Regions from separate parts of the Homo sapiens genome. Here region 1 is linked to region 2. The links are chromatin loops, found by intact Hi-C in ENCODE. Cell type or tissue: CD14-positive monocyte. All regions are shown on one strand. Links, peaks and the distances in the headings refer to the core of each region. The heading gives the core; the rest is flanking DNA.

The links. Hi-C counts contacts between places; a loop is a spot of excess contacts. Peaks named below come from ENCODE experiments on the same cell type or tissue, not always from the same donor. Only the 100,000 strongest peaks of a DNase experiment are listed, where the experiment ranks them.
Region 1: a loop joins it to region 2, with 8 times the contacts of the local background. A loop is called at or near these places in 51 of 110 quality-filtered maps.

What each region holds. Positions count from the first base shown.
Region 1 is chr20:59,206,147-59,209,061 of GRCh38, reverse strand. It overlaps ZNF831 (zinc finger protein 831), which reads right to left. Exons shown (of 6, transcript NM_178457.3): 4 at 2,006-2,157. Among named protein-coding and RNA genes, the nearest start is that of ZNF831, 44 kb to the right of the region's middle. In CD14-positive monocyte, for the core only: CTCF peaks have their summits at 890 and 1,089 (motif pointing right); a DNase peak (open chromatin) is centred at 1,111.
Region 2 is chr20:59,086,548-59,089,462 of GRCh38, reverse strand. No RefSeq gene overlaps it. Among named protein-coding and RNA genes, the nearest start is that of SLMO2-ATP5E, 45 kb to the right of the region's middle. In CD14-positive monocyte, for the core only: CTCF peaks have their summits at 1,216 and 1,422 (motif pointing left); a DNase peak (open chromatin) is centred at 1,432; H3K27me3 peaks cover 249 bases.

The DNA of each region.
Region 1 (2,915 bases), core at 120-2,619, 120 kb before region 2:
TCTGTCTTTGTCCTGTACCACATTTATCGAGACCAGGGGTCACCTTAGTTCCCCTCCCTGTCACAGTGCCGAGTCCAGTGCCTGGGGAGCTAAGCAGGGAGGCTGACGGGGAGTTCCAGGAGCAGCTCCATTTGGCTGTCCTTAAGGTGCTGGGAAGAGAGCTGGTGGTAAGCTCCTCCATGGGGGCAACTGGCAGAGCTCTGGCTGATTCTGTTGGATTCCACCAGTGACCATCAGAACCTCCCAGGTAGCGGGGGCTACCAGCTCTCTGCCAGCGTCTCAGCAGGGGTTCCATCCAAGCTCTACCCCATAAAGGAAAATTCAAGAACTGGAGCTGATGGGGGCAAAAGTGAGGGAAGAGTCCATGGGAACAGGGAACGAGGAGTCAGCCAGCAAGTACCATGACCCCCGAGGCTCACTTCGTACTTGGAGTTCCCATGCCTCTGGAAGTCACCCACACACACACAATTCTGTGCACAATTCCCAGGTACCCTGAGTTGGCACTTCAGAGGGTGCTGGGCTGGACCTGGATTCCCAGCTGTGGGTTATACATTGGAAAACTCTTAAGGAGAGACGAGGGGCATCCACAGGGCACCTGGAGAGCACAGAGGTGATATCGATGGCACCTGTGCCTGTCACAGGACGGCCCAACGAGAAAGCAGAGAGTTGCATGGTCCCCTGGCCTTTGCATGGGGGAGACATCCTCTTGTCCTGGTGGTACAGACCAGCATTTAGCCCTGAGATGCCCTCCATGGGGCGTGGCAGTATCAAGCACAGCCCAATGGGCAATTTCGCTGGATACAGAGGAGGGAGATGGAGGTGAGGTTGAGAGCCACAGATGAGGAAGAGAGCTCAGAGCCAGCTTCTTGATGGAATTTCCACCTACCCAACCCCCTGCATCCCAGCCTCTCCCACATGGGGCTTGACCCTTGACCTTCCTTAACAAAAACAACCTTTCTTCTTCAACAACTGGCCCCAACTGTAAGATGAATTCTTGCCTGGATTTAAATTCTCTCTGGGAAACAAGACTACTCCATGTCCTTGCCTACCCTGGAAGGCTCTGGGGGTTGGGGAGCAGAGGTGTGGGGAGAGCACTCAAGTGCCATCTGCCTGTAGGGGGCACTGGAGCTACACAAAGGTGGAGGCAGAGTTGCCCCAGCAAAGGATCCCCCAGGGCCAAAGACCTCAGGCATGAGACAGAGCCAAGGGTTAGCTCTTGAGCCAAACAGACAACAATGAACCACAGAAGGATGGTAATTCAGGCACTGCTGGCCAGATGGGACCCTGCAGCATTTCCCACAGGGTATTCATTTTTCCCAATCAACAATCAAGCAAGGCTAAGGCTGAGCTCCTTAATGCTGGGGAGAGGGGAGAAAGGAAGAGGAAATTGAGATCCAGAGAAGTTGAGCCATTTGCCCCGGTTGCCCAGTGATTGCAGCTTAAAATAGCCATTTTTCCAGGAAGCAGCCCCACTTAGTTCGCCTTTTATTTATTTCCAAGCATGGTGAAGAGTGTGCCTCTTACCACTTCACATGTAAGCAATGTACCCTGCAGCCTCACATAACTACTCATCTTTCTATTTCACATGGGCTCTTAAGCCCATCCACAGACCCACTTTAGCTTTACAATGACCCTGCAGAGAGAACTGAGTGAGCTTTCTTTTTAGAAATAGTGAAACTAGAGGCACCAAGAGCTGTGATTCATGTTCTCCTGGGTCCTGGAGGGAACCTGCACCTGGTTCAGAGCTTGGCACAGGTGGCCAGTACTCAAGGATATTGGTGACTTCTCAATATTGAATTCTCCGTCTTCTACCACATGCCCTCCCCACTAGTTTAGGGTCACTTTGATTGTCTCATAGACGTCATGCCTCTGTTACTCTCCCTTTTGGGCCTGACCCCTGTGGCACTTGGGGCTGACTCCTGCCCATCCCAAATCCCCAGTGTCTATGCCTTGGGCGGGTGCCTTCGAGTGCCCAGTCTGGATGCACCTCCAAAGAGAGCATTACCTGCTATTTCTGAAGAGGTCTGCCCAGGGGTCCTGCATGGCTTCAGTCCCTCAAGTGCGGGAGGGTGGCGGCTTCTTCTTCGCACCCAGGTTGGTGTGCGAAGTCTACTGGCTCTCAGCTGAACACAGCTCTGCAAGAAATTCCCTTTGTACCTGTAGAAGAGAGAAGCATGCTTGCAGTAACCAGCCTGGAGAGCACATGCCTGGAAAAATCTGGAAAGTCACTGTGGGGTGCCCAGGAGAACACGGGGCTCAACCTCTAACTAGCTGGTCAGCTCTGAGCAACTCCTGATCCCTCCATACCTCATCCCCCACCTCCCCAGGATAATGCGCCTAGCTTCAGAGGTTGTTGTAGGAACTAAATGAGGTGGTCACAAAATGCTTCCCAGGATGCTTAGTCATAGCAAGGGCTTAGTCAAGGATAGTTGCTGCAATTAGGTTTTAAGCTACGTGGTCTTGACTACTTGCTTCACAGACTGTCCAACAGTTTATTCTTCAATGATGGAAATGTTCTGTAATCTGCATTGACAAATACAGCAGCCATTAGGCCCATGTAGCTATTGTGCATTTGAAATGTAGTTAGTGTGTCTGAGAAACTGAGTCTTAAATTGTATTTCACTTTAATGAATTTAAATAGCCACGTGTGGCTAGTGACCACTGTACTGGACAGCATTCTTCATAGACCTTCCATCTGGAGGAGCCCTACTGGATCATCTGATTTATTTGTCTTCAAATAAATTTTCTTCAAATAAGATGTATTTGTCTTCAAAACAAAGTATTCACATCTCAGAGGGATGTGATGAGGGTAGAGAAAGAAAAACACTAGAGCTTCTATTTATATTTATTTTCATCTAGTCTTTCTTATTTGTGACCACCATATTGGACAACATTCTTCATAGACCTTCCATCTG
Region 2 (2,915 bases), core at 152-2,651:
ACCCAGAGAAATGAGGAGAACAGACACAGACGAAAGATGGACAACACGGGTCCCTCTTCGCTATTTGAGGCAGTGAGGACACATGCATCTCAGAACCAAGCCATCAAAGGCTTAGCAAAGTGGGAAGACACCAGGGGCCACCAAAAGATCAGGGTGTGTGACTGGCATCCAACAGGAAAGCAGGAGGACCTGGGAGAGTGGACTTTAGGCCCAGGACCCGGTGAGCATCCCCAGTGATGGTCATTGCCCTCTTTGCCCTTGACCTTGGCTTCCCCAATGTATCACTCATGACAGGCTTTCCCCAAAAAGTGTCAGTTGCTATCAACCTGGAAGGAGAATGCCTGGTTTTGCACCTTGGAGCTCCACTTGACTGTGAATGTTGAACTAGGATGAAGGCTTGGAAAAATGAAAATCCAAGTTAGAGGTATCCCAGGACTGGAAGGGAACACTCGTCCTTTGTCAGAATAAATGAAGATTCAGAAGGATTTTTACCATTGAAAGATGAACTGAGGCCGGGCACAGTGGTTCATACCTGTAATCCCAGCACTTTGGGAGGCTGAGGTGGGTGGATCTCCTGAGGTCAGGAGTTTGAGGCCAGCCTGGCCAACATGGTGAAACCCCGTCTCTACTAAAAATGCAAAAATCAGGCAAGTGTGGTGGTGCACCCCTGTAATCCCAACTACTCGAGAGGCTGAGGTGGGAGAATTGCTTGAACCTGGGAGGCAGAGGCTGCAGTGAACCAAGATCGTGCCACTGCACTCCAGCCTGGGTGACAGAGCGAGACCCCGTCTCAAAAAAAAAGAAAAAAAGAAAAAGAAAATGAAAGATGAACTGAAATTAGGAAGAAATTTAACAGGCATGAACATAAAACCCTGGATCTCTGTTATTTGTTTTAATACAATAAAGGATAACAGAAACTTGATAAAGGGTATGAAGCACCCACTATGTGCCAGACATTCCACAGGCATTATCTCAACTCATGTTTATAAACTCAGCTTGCAAAAGTGGCAGTTAGGGAAGTTGGAGCCTGAGGAGGTCAAGCCATTGGCTCAAGGTCACATACTCTGAGGATGAAGAAAAGAGACACTAGATTCCCAGAACTCTAATATACATCCTCTGGTTTTCCATAAACAGTTCTTCGGGGAATAAATCTTAACCTAAGCACAAATTCATATGAAAAAGATCCAGGGCTGCACTTGACTATAGGTTTTACAAAACTTTGTAGCTTGAAAGCTATATTAATTAAAATACAGGTTCCTAAATCTAAGGGACATAACCATCCCACTGGGATGGATCTGTTGGATCATTGGCAAGGAACTGAAAGCCTCAGAGTTGATTAATCAGTTTCAGGATCTCTCCAAACACGGCAAAGAATCTTTACCAATCCAGGAATCTTAACCAAGAACAACCCCTAGGGAAAGCTTAGAAACAAGGCGCCCCCTGGTGGTCCTTCTGACCGGGGCGATGCATGGGTTCAGAGCATTCTCCCAGCCTATGAGATGCTCCAAGCCATTCATTTTACCTCTATTTTTAAATTTTGTTTTGATCACTGCAATTATTTTCCTCTTAACTCTTATTACCTATATCTTGTATTTTAGAGAACATTTATTATGTATTTATTTACAGTTGCATCCCAAATTTATAAACTGGTAGAATTCGCCTGTAAAATTGAAAGTTCAGCTCTCTACCATGAGATGTTGTCTTCTCATTAAAAAAAAAAAAAAAAAGTCAAGCAATACAGGCACATCTCCCACTCAGTATAGAACTTTCTGAACTTAATTACCACTGTCAGGATGCCTTTGACAAGAAATGTTTACTTCACAGAAAAGAGGGCGAATGCATTCCGAGCAAGGTTAATCGTTTTTTGTGAGAGCCTAAGTTGTCCTAGCAGCCTGAGGGTAGTCTTCAGCTTTGAATAAGTGTCTCATTATTTATATTACCCATTTTTTGTCCTGTTTATTCTCCGCCTCGTTTATTTTTGTGAAAATAACTTGCAGAGTATTTAGTTCTGATGAGTGATTTTGCTTATTTGTTTTTGAGCATTAATCAGCCACAAGTTCTAAAATAAACACCTAATTTATTTTGACTGTAACAAAGCAAAGAGAAACAAAATTAATTAATCTGCCAATTCGCTATCACGGTGGATATTAAAGTACATATAAATCATCACAATTCTGAATGATTCTACAAGCCAGAGGTTGGCAAGCTTTTCTGTAAAGGGCCAGAGAGAAAATATTTGAGATTCTGGGGCCAGAAGATCCTGCCGCAGTGACTAGACTCTGCTGGTACAACACAAAAGCAGCCAGAGCCAATATGTAAATAAGTGGGCATGGCTGTGTTTCAATAAAACTTTATTTACAAAACAAACCAGCGTGCCAGATTTGGCTTGTGGGCCATAGTTTGGTAACCCCTACAATACTGAACAGTAAATCTCCATCAGTGCCTTCCATTTTGGAAAACACTTCTGGAATTCACATGCTAAGAATGGCTAGTAGTAATACGGAGTTCACAATTCCGTTCTTACTATACGAGTATTTATGTGATATTTTCTGGATTATTAAGGAATATTTATAAAGAAATGTATGAAATCTTTAAATTGTGATTGCATCTGAATAAGTCATATCAGTTACATACCTTGTCACATGGTACACAAGTCACCTTTACAAATCAATAGCAAAACTCTACCAGCCCATTTTTTAAAATTACTATCTGCCTAACTTCCTAACAGACACTAAAATGAATACAAACAGCATTCTCTACTCACAGTAATTCACGCTGTCCCAGGCATACAGTCTGGTTGTTATTTCAAAGTTTTAGACCAGTACATATTTTTTGTTTTTTCTTTCTAAAGTCTCTTTTTCTATGTAAAACCTCCTTTAAAACCATATGGATTTTATTAGAAGGATTATAACCTT